Regions from separate parts of the Homo sapiens genome. Here regions 1 and 2 are each linked to region 3. The links are chromatin contacts, found by Hi-C or POLR2A ChIA-PET in ENCODE. All regions are on one chromosome and are shown on one strand. The core of a region is the stretch at or near the end of the contact, and the rest is flanking DNA. Distances in the headings are between cores, read along the strand shown. Region 1 has its middle 45 kb from the start of PREX1. Region 2 has its middle 19 kb from the start of PREX1. Region 3 overlaps PREX1 (phosphatidylinositol-3,4,5-trisphosphate dependent Rac exchange factor 1).

Evidence for each region. A loop is a pair of places that touch in the nucleus more often than their neighbours do. ChIA-PET counts read pairs that join two places held with the same protein, here RNA polymerase II (POLR2A). Pooled maps may share reads with other maps.
Region 1: a pooled map shows a loop between it and region 3 (2.6-fold over the local background). The contact joins two enhancer-like sites. A Hi-C loop is called at or near these places in 1 of 168 maps with a recorded cell type or tissue (B cell), 3 of 37 single-sample maps with no recorded cell type and 5 of 50 pooled maps. POLR2A ChIA-PET finds 5 or more read pairs at or near these places in 7 of 52 experiments (AG04450, CD4-positive, alpha-beta T cell, K562 and 4 more).
Region 2: a pooled map shows a loop between it and region 3 (4-fold over the local background). The contact joins two enhancer-like sites. A Hi-C loop is called at or near these places in 1 of 37 single-sample maps with no recorded cell type and 6 of 50 pooled maps. POLR2A ChIA-PET finds 5 or more read pairs at or near these places in 3 of 52 experiments (H1, OCI-LY7 and Panc1).

What each region holds. Positions count from the first base shown.
Region 1 is chr20:48,871,336-48,874,402 of GRCh38, reverse strand. It overlaps a transcript of PREX1 not described here. Among named protein-coding and RNA genes, the nearest start is that of PREX1, 45 kb to the right of the region's middle. RefSeq lists an enhancer at 1,526-1,605. Within about 2 kb of position 1,547, at least 5 of the 41 ENCODE cell types and tissues checked have a DNase peak (open chromatin) inside an H3K27ac peak, as active enhancers do.
Region 2 is chr20:48,845,173-48,848,102 of GRCh38, reverse strand. It overlaps a transcript of PREX1 not described here. Among named protein-coding and RNA genes, the nearest start is that of PREX1, 19 kb to the right of the region's middle. RefSeq lists an enhancer at 1,110-1,389. Within about 2 kb of position 1,527, at least 5 of the 41 ENCODE cell types and tissues checked have a DNase peak (open chromatin) inside an H3K27ac peak, as active enhancers do.
Region 3 is chr20:48,656,519-48,659,651 of GRCh38, reverse strand. PREX1 (phosphatidylinositol-3,4,5-trisphosphate dependent Rac exchange factor 1) reads left to right here. Exons shown (of 40, transcript NM_020820.4): 17 at 1,424-1,516; 18 at 2,464-2,612. Among named protein-coding and RNA genes, the nearest start is that of PREX1, 170 kb to the left of the region's middle. Within about 2 kb of position 1,736, at least 3 of the 41 ENCODE cell types and tissues checked have a DNase peak (open chromatin) inside an H3K27ac peak, as active enhancers do.

The DNA of each region.
Region 1 (3,067 bases), core at 298-2,797, 210 kb before region 3:
ACACACACACACACACACACACACACACACGGACACCCCTCCTCTGTGGTCCCAAAGGATAAATGTAGGGGGCTGATAACAACAGGTTTTGTGGTGCAACCTCTTGTGCTTTTATAGAGGCAGCTCACTGTAAATCAAAAGAATTTTTGGAAAGTCGTGGGTTCGAATTCTGGTTCAGCTATGTAAGAGGTGGGTGATCTTGGATAAGCATTTTAACCCCAGATTCCTCATTTATAAAATGGTGACCCCAAATGCCTAATTGTAGAGTCCATATAATAATTACATGACTAGATGCTTATAATTGTCAGGTACAAATACATGTAGAATGATCTCATTGTATTAAGTAAACGTTTCTGACCTGGGTGTGGTAGCATGCCTGTAGTCCCAGCTACTCGGGAGGCTGAGATGGGAGGATTGCTTGAGCCCAGGAGGTAGAGGCTGCAGTGGGCTGCGATTGCCCCACTGTAATCCAGCCTGGGTGACAGAGCAAGACTGTCTCGGCACCAAGGGGGCAAAATAGCTTTCTCTGTGTGTAAACGCCTGGGAAAAGTGTTTACCTCTAGGGAGTAGGGGGAAGATGGTGGGATGAGGAGCATGGTGACGTATTTTCCGCTGTTGTTGTGCTTTTATATTTTCTTGCTTGAATTTTTATTTTTTTAATTTTTATTTATTTATTTTTTTTGAGACAGAGTCTCGCTATTGTCATCCAGGCTAGAGTGAAGTGGCACAATCTCAGCTCACTGCAACCTCCACCTCCAGGGTTCAAGCTATTCTCCTGCCTCAGCCTCCCAAGTAGCTGGGATTATAGGCGCCCGCCACCATACCGGCTTTTTTTTTTTTTTTTTTTTGTATTTTTACTAGAGACTGGGTTTCACCATGTTGGCCAGGCCGGTCTTGAACTCCTGACCTCAGGTGACCTGCCCGTCTTGGCCTCCCAAAGTGCTGGGATTACAGGAGTGAGCCACTGCACCCGGCCTCTTGCTTGAATTTTTAATAAGACTGCACTCCTGTATTACTTGTTGCTGTAGATTAGACTGCCGTAGAGCAAACATTTCCCTTTTCCTCTTCCATTTCCCTGGAATGAATGGACTTCTCCATCTCATCTTTAGTCTTGGCCATGTGACTTGCTTTGGCCACTGAGATGGCAGTGGACATGAACCAAACAAAGGTTTGAAATGTACAGTGGAGGTGAACTTTTCCCTTGTGTGCCTGGCTTTCATGATACTGAGAACATGCCCTGAGTAGCCCACAAGTCCCAAAGGATGAGTGACACGCAGGGTAGATCAGAGCTGAGTCCAATGGCCAGAGGCCCAGCTGAGCTCATGAGACCAACAGCATCTCCTCAGAAAATCCACAGATCCATGAGCAAGAAATAAATGAGAGTTTGTTATGTAGCCAAAGCTGACTGGTACATGGTGTTATTTTGAAAAGAGAAAAAAAATTAAACAGAAAAAAATAAAATCAGGAAACAGAGTGCCCAGCAAATTGCTGTTGAGTAAATGTTACTTCCTCTTTCATCCTCTTACCCTCCTGAAAGGGCTGACTCAGGAGCCTCCGGAAATACTTCCGGGGCTCTGTTTGAACAGGTTGTCCTTCCTCATGGCACTTTGTACCCATTGCTTATTTTGTTATTTATTTATTTATTTATTTGTTTATTGAGACAGAGTCTCGCTCTGTTGCCCAGGCTGGAGTGCAATGACACGATCTCGGCTCACTGCAACCTCTGCCTCCCAGATTCAAGTGATTCTCCTGCCTCAGCCTCCTGAATAGTTGGAATTACAGGTGCCTGGCACCATACCCGGCTAATTTTTTATATTTTTTAGTATAGATGGGGTTTCACCATGTTAGCCAGGCTGCTCTTGAACTCCTGACCTCTAGTGATCTGCCTGCCTCGGCCTCCCCAAGTGCTGAGATTACAGGCATGAGCTGCCGATCCCGGCCACTTATCTTGTTCTGTCTTGTAAAATACTTAGTTGATCTCAAGCCTGTCTTGCCAACTGGAAGACAATTCCTTCCTTCAAGGAGTGTACAATCTAGTTGCACAAACACTGCAAATATAGAAAGGAATTGCTTTACATGTATATTCAACTTATACGTATCCAACTCTATGTGCTCAGTGAAAAAAAACCACAACATGGTGTGACGCATGTGGATGATTCTGCCCACTGCTCTTGTCTCAGTGAAGGTATGTCACGGAGGAGAACAAGTGAGAGAGGTACCCTGAATCTTTTTTTTTTTTTTTTTGAGACAGAGTCTTGCTCTGCCACCCAGGCTGGAGTGCAGTGGCATGATCTCGGCTCACTGCAAGCTCCGTCTCCCAGGTTCACGCCATTCTCCTGCCTCAGCCTCCCGAGTAGCTGGGACTACAGGTGCCCGCCACCACGCCCGGCTAGTTTTTTGTATTTTTAGTAGAGACGGGGTTTCACCATGTTAGCCAGGATGGTCTCGATCTCCTGACCTCGTGATCCGCCCGCCTCAGCCTCCCAAAGTGCTGGGATTACAGGCGTGAACCACCACGCCCGGCCGAGGTGCCCTGAATCTTGTCAGCCTTTCATAGCCTGAGTATTTTGGTGAGCTGGACCTGACTCTAATGTTTAAAGGTATATATTTTGTGTCTGGTGTGATTACCAAGCACAATTCACAATATAGACTATTATTATCTCCATATTATAGTTAAGAAAACTGAAGCTTAGGAGGGACAAGTAAATTACCCAAAATCATACAGCTTGCAGGAGGTTGAGCCAGGACTGACGCTCCAAGTCTGTCTGAATCCTAAGCTTCCTCAAGCACTTGGATAAAAGAACAGAAGTAAATATGGTTTTTTTTTTTTTTTTTTTTTTTTTTTTGAGATGGAGTCTCACTCTGTTGCCCAGGCTGGAGTGCAGTGCCACAATCTCATCTTGTTGCAACCTCTGCCTCCCGGGTTCAAGTGATTATCATGCTTCAGTCTCTTGAGTAGCTGGGATTACAGGCACCTGCCACTGCACCCAGCTAATTTTTGTATTTTTCATAGTAGAGACAGGGTTTTGCCATGTTACCCAGGTAGGTCTCGAATTCCTGACCTCAA
Region 2 (2,930 bases), core at 278-2,777, 190 kb before region 3:
CAGGAAAAATGAAAACCTACATCCATGCACAGACTTGGCCAATATTTATAAGTGGCTCTTTCATAATAGCCCCAAAGTGGAGACAACCCAAAAGATTCTTGCAGGATGAACACACTGTGATTTATCCACACAATGGGACACTACTCAACAATGAAAAAGAACAAGCTACTGATACGTGGAGAAATCTAAAAACATTGTTTATGTTGAGTGAAAGAAACCAGACACAAAAAAGCACATAGCACATGATTCCAATTACATGGCAGGCAAAACTAATTTATAGAAATCAGAAGGATGGGGGCTGACTGGAAGGGGACCCGGGGGAAATTTCTGGGGTGAGGGGAATGTTCTAGATCTCGATTGGAAGGGTGTACACACGGGTGTAGACATTTGTCAAAATGCATTGAGTCATATATTCCAGACATGTGCATTTCACTGCAAGTAAATTTCACCTTAGTAATAATATGAAAAAACACCACCAAAGCCTGGAAAGGAATACTCTGACAAGTTAAGAGTGTTTTATCTCTATATGGTGGAAATAGAGGCAATTTTCATTTTCTTCTATATGCTGCTCTGGGTTTTCCAAGGTTTCCGTGATGCACACACATTCCTTTACAGAGCAGAAAAGAGTTTCAAAAACAACACGGCCTATACATTATAGATAAAGCATATGTGTCTCTTTTGTGTGTCTTTTATTTATTAGTCATTTGGGGAGGGTTTGTTTTTTTTTTTTTTTTTTTTATAAGAGAAGGAAGAGGGAGGGCAGGGCAAAGAAAGGAATCCTCTCAGTTTTTTCAGAGCACTCTCAAAGGCCCCCTCCTCCATGAAGTATTCCTTGATCTCTCCCCCAAATCTCTGCCTCTGCATAACTCATCTTAACTCCACTCTGACCCAGAAGGACAGGGTGCTTTCCTATTCTCTGAGAGCCTAGAGCACAGAGCTTTGCACAAGGTGTCTTGTTGGTCTGGGATCCTAGCACTGTCTTTTTAAGAAAGCCCCAAAGCAGGCCCCGGGTGTGGGTAGGCCCCTTGCTGGTCATATTTTCCACCCACCGCTGAACCTATCCCAGGCTGATGAGGAACTGAGAGGGTGACCTCCTAGCCCCTGGAGGGTAGGAACACATACTTAGGGGACTCCCAGAGGCTTTGTAGAAACTCCTGCCTCCCCTTGAAAGGTCAAGCAGCCATCTCTGGCCTGTCCTCTCCTACTTTTGGGTTTTCTTCGCCTAGAGTGAGGCACGTGGGTGGGTGGGGGCTGCAGCCGGCTGTAGACGGGAGTGTCCAGCAGGCACATGTTGCTTCTCTCCTGGCCCTCTGGTCCCCGAGGGAGCTCTGTTAACACTCCCAGGCACCCCATCCATGGGGCTGGGAGACTGTTTGCTGGGGCCACCTTTGGCTGGGGAGCAACTGGGCCACTGGCATTGTTTCTGTCTCCAGCAACACAATAGAAGTTTTGCTGGGGTCCAGGGAGCGTCTACAAAGTGCTCTCCTTTGACCGCCAGGAGCGGCTGCCTGGCTTTTAATCTCTGGTGTGGAGTGGGCAGGGCAAGACCAAGGTGGAGACTGTTGTACTGTAGGAGGGTCGGGCTGTTTTCAAGGGGAGTGGTTGTGTGAGATGAACGAGGTGCCAGACAGCAGGATGGTGGGGGAGGAGACAGCGAGGACATCCCCATCTATTAATATAAGGTGGGCTGGGAGACCACCAAGCCAGAAGTCAAGTTCAAAAACCTGCTGGAGAAAGGAGTGAGAATGGACAGAGGATAAGACCACCTGCAAGTTCTTTCCTCTCCGCCGTGAAATTATATGCGGGATCCTCCCTTGCACTTCTCCCCTGGGCCAATCCAAGCCCCACTGCCTGCAGCCCCCTTTCTGGACATGCACCACAGCCTGTAGCTAGTCTCCTTGTTTCCTCTAGGCCAGGCTTTGATTTATTGGCTATGTGACCGTAGGCAAGTTTCTGTAATTCTCTGTGCCTCAGTTTCTTCATCAATAAAATGGGAATGATTATGGTGCTGACCTCATGGGGTCGGTGGGAGGACTTAATGAGTTAATATATACGGAATGTGCTTAGAACAATGCCTGGCACACAGTATCTACTATCAAAGTGTTAGCTGTGATCATTTTTATTATTATGGGCCATCGTCCATGCAATAGCCTGTGAGACCATTTAAAAACCTGAGTCACATCATGTTACATCCTTGTTTAAATTCCTCCCCTGGCTGCCCACTGCACTTAGCATAAAATCCACACATCACTTTTGAGGCCCTGCTGGATCTGCCTGTCTCCACATTACCACCTCACTGGCCTCCTCGCGGCTTCTGGAAAGCTCAAATTTGGTCCAGCCTTGGGGCCTTTGCACTTGCTATTTCCTCTGCCTAGAAAGCTCTTTTTTTTTTTTTTTTTTGGAAACAAGGTCTTGCTTTGTCACCCAGGCTGGAGTGTAGTGGCACAGTCACGGCTCATTACAACCTCAGCCTCCTGGGCTCAAGTGATCCTTCCACCTCAGCCTCCAGAGTAGCTGGGACTAAAGGCATGGACCATCACACCTGGCTAATTTTTTTGTATGTTGTAGAGACACTTTTCGTCATGTTGCCCAGGCTGGTCACAAACTCCTGGCCCCAAGCAATCTTCCTGCCTTGGCCTCCCAAAGTGCTGAGATTACAGCGTGAGCCACTGCGCCCAGCCTAGAAAACTCTTCTCATGCTTTGCAGAGTTGGTTTTGGCTGTGCATTTAGATCTCAGCTTATTTATTACCTGCCTATGGAAGCCTCCCCTGATCACCTTATCTAGGTGTGTGCCTCCCTGTATTTTTCTATGAGAACATCCTGTTTATTTCTTAGCTGCTGTCAGTTATGGGTTAATTGTTTAATATCTCCCTCTAACCGGAAATATAAGCTTCACGAGGGATGGAACTTTGTCTTAGTCACTGTGTTA
Region 3 (3,133 bases), core at 487-2,986:
GGTTGGCCTCCTGAAGCAACTCATCCTGCATACCCCACAGCAGCCCCCATCTTAACGCGTGGCCTGCAGCAGGCAGTCAAGACAGAGGCTCAGAGGTTAGGTTTCTGGTCACTGCCAGGGTTGGAGCTGAAGCCTGACTCATATGAAGACGGCTCCATTAACTTCTCTCCCATAGTACTGCAGGGACTGCTGTTCCCTCTGATTTCATGCCCCTCACTGTAAAGTCCCCCAATGCTTCCCGTCACACTTAGGATAAAATTAAACCTCTCACTCCCCTCCCCTCCCCTTCTCTCTTTCCTCTTTCCCTCCCTTCCTCCTTCCTTCCTCTCTCTTCTTTCTTTTCTCTTTTCTTGTTTTCTTTTCTTCTTTCTCTCTCTCTCTCGTGCCCGTCCTTCCTTCCTTCCTTCCTTCCTTCCTTTTCTTTCTCTCCTCCCCTTTCTTTCTTCCCTCCCCTCCCCTCCATTCCCCTCTCTCCCCTCCCTTCCCCTTTCTCCCCTCCCCTCTCTCCTCTCTCCTCTCCTCTGCCTCCCCAGTGGCTAGGACAACAGACCTGCGCCACCACACCCAGCTAATTTTTGTATTTTTTATAAAGACAGGGTTTTGCTATGTTGCCCAGGCTGGTCTTGAACTCCTGGGATCAAGCGATCAACCCGTCTCGGCCTCCCAAAGTGCTGGGATTACAAGCGTGAGCCATTGCGCCTGACCTCCTGATCTCTTTTCTTATCCTCCAGTGCCTTGGGGCCTCCCTCAGGACCTTTGTACGTGCTGTGTCTGCTGCCTGGAGCATGTTCCTCCACTCTTTATGAAGTTTTGTTTTTCATTTCGTTCAGGCCTCAGCTCCGATAGCACCTTCTCTGCCCCCTTGCCGTGCCCTATCCCATTAAGTGCTTTAATTCCAACTACGTACACTCCCTGCATCACATCCTGTATTTCTTTTGTTTATTTGTTTATAGTTGGCCTCCCGCACTAAGCAGGGCTGGGCTTGTTTGTCTTGTTCTAGATGGTGTCTCCAGCACCCATGAGAACTGCCTGGCCCGTGTGATGGGCAGCATCTCAATCAATGTCTGTTGACTGAATGAGTGCCTTTCCCTGTATCCCCCGCACTGGGGAACCCCCAGACCTGTTTCTAGCATGCCTGCCATCCTGCCCTGGGGTGGGACCGCTCCTCCCTAAACTCCCTGACTCCACATTCTTGGTGGCTGGACACCTTTGGATCCGTGTGATTCGTTAAGCCAGTGGCAGGCACAGAGTGAGCACTGGCTCTGCCAGGTGCTGTTTGCGTTTTGCTCTGTCTCGCCCACCTGGATCTGGCCACTTCCCTACTAGACCTGGGACGAGGTCATGGTCCTGTGGGGGCCACGGTGGGGCTGGCCGTAGGCCCACCTCGCTCCCTGACCGGGTTCCTTCTGCCCTGGGCCCCCAGATCCTGCCCCAGGAGGAGGACTATGGCTTTGACATCGAGGAGAAGAACAAGGCTGTGGTGGTGAAGTCCGTCCAGAGGGGCTCGCTGGCTGAGGTGAGGCCCTCGGGGGAGCTGGCAGGGACCGTGTGCAGGTGGCAGAGCGGGGTGTCTCTCTTCACCCTCCTTGAGGCAGCCCAGCCCAGGAGATTCTGGAATGATCGCTGACTCCTCTTCTCTCATTGCTCACGTGGAGAAACTGAGTCCAGGACCCACTGTCTGCAGTGGCTACAGTAGCTGGGAGTGAGTGCAGAGTCCCGGGGCTGTGCTCCTGGTGTGTTCCACCACTGCCCTCTGCTGGACATTGTGGGGAGGTACAGGAAAAAAGCAGGTGTCTCAGTTTTCTGCAACCAGTCACAGTGGCTTGAATAAGATAAGCTCATTGCTGTCTGATGCAAAGCCTACAGGAGGATAGGTTAGGAGAGTGAGGGTGTGGCTGGCCGAGGATTCAGCCCTGGGGCCTTCCGGCTTTGCCTGGGGCGTGTGCAGGTGGGTGGGGGAGATGCACCTGCCGTGCTGGCTGGAGCCCAGCTTGCCCCTGTGGCAATTAGGAATGCTTTGGGCTGCAAGGAGCGACATACCCATGGCCGGAGCGGCTAGGTTGACCTTGCCAGTGATGTGAGCGGTTGGAAGGAGGCAGTTGTGAATCTTGGTTCGGGTCAGCAGGTCTTCATCTTTCTTCGCCAGGCCCTAACAGACATAAGATGGCCACCCCGGTGTGACCCTCGTGTCCCCACACAACAGGGTCAGGCCCCAGCAGAGTTTCCCCTCAGGAGGAATACCTTTCCCAGCTGCCCTCCCATGAGCTTCCCTTTGTGGCTCATGAGGCAGAACCAGGTCCCTTGTGCCCCTCAACTGCTTACCACAGACAGCACGCAGTCACCCAGTCCTGCTGGATCCCTTGGGCCAGCACCCTTCTGCTGAACACATTTGAGCTTCCTTGGTGAGGAGGGAAGGAGCTTAGTAACTGGTGTGCACGTCTGTCCTCTGCCGTCCCTACCCAGGTGGCTGGCCTGCAGGTGGGGAGGAAGATCTACTCCATCAATGAGGACCTGGTGTTCCTGCGGCCGTTTTCAGAGGTGGAGTCCATCCTCAACCAGTCCTTCTGCTCCCGCCGCCCTCTGCGCCTCCTGGTGGCCACGAAGGCCAAAGAGTGAGTGTCCCAGGGCGGGGTGTCCGGCAGCCCTCCCTCTCAGGCTGAGTGGTGGCTGAGGGCTGGGGTGGCATGAACTGTCCTGGTCCCCCGTGGCTGGGACCCATTGTTGGAGTCACACAACACAAGCTGGACCTTCATTAATTCGGCAGATGTTTACAGAGTGCCACTCTGTGCTTGGTGGCAGTTTGGGCCCTGGGAATCCAGCCACGTGGGGATGCATGCGGTTCCTGCCATTCATAGATCTCAGATCTAGTTGGGGGAGGAGGCAGGAGACAGACAATGTGCAGATACAGAAGTAAGACACTGAGCCTGTGCTGGTGAGCGTGGCACAGATAAGTTTCTATAAACCCGGGAAAGGGGCCAGAGTGTGCAGAGGGATGGCTGTCAGGGAGACGTCACTGCGAGTCGGGGTGAAGACCCGAAGCAGATGAGGGGGGAGTCAAGGGGATTTCTGGAGGAAGAGGGCTCCAGGCAGGGGAAGCAGCTAGGGCAGAGGCCCTGAAGTGGGACCGTGTCTG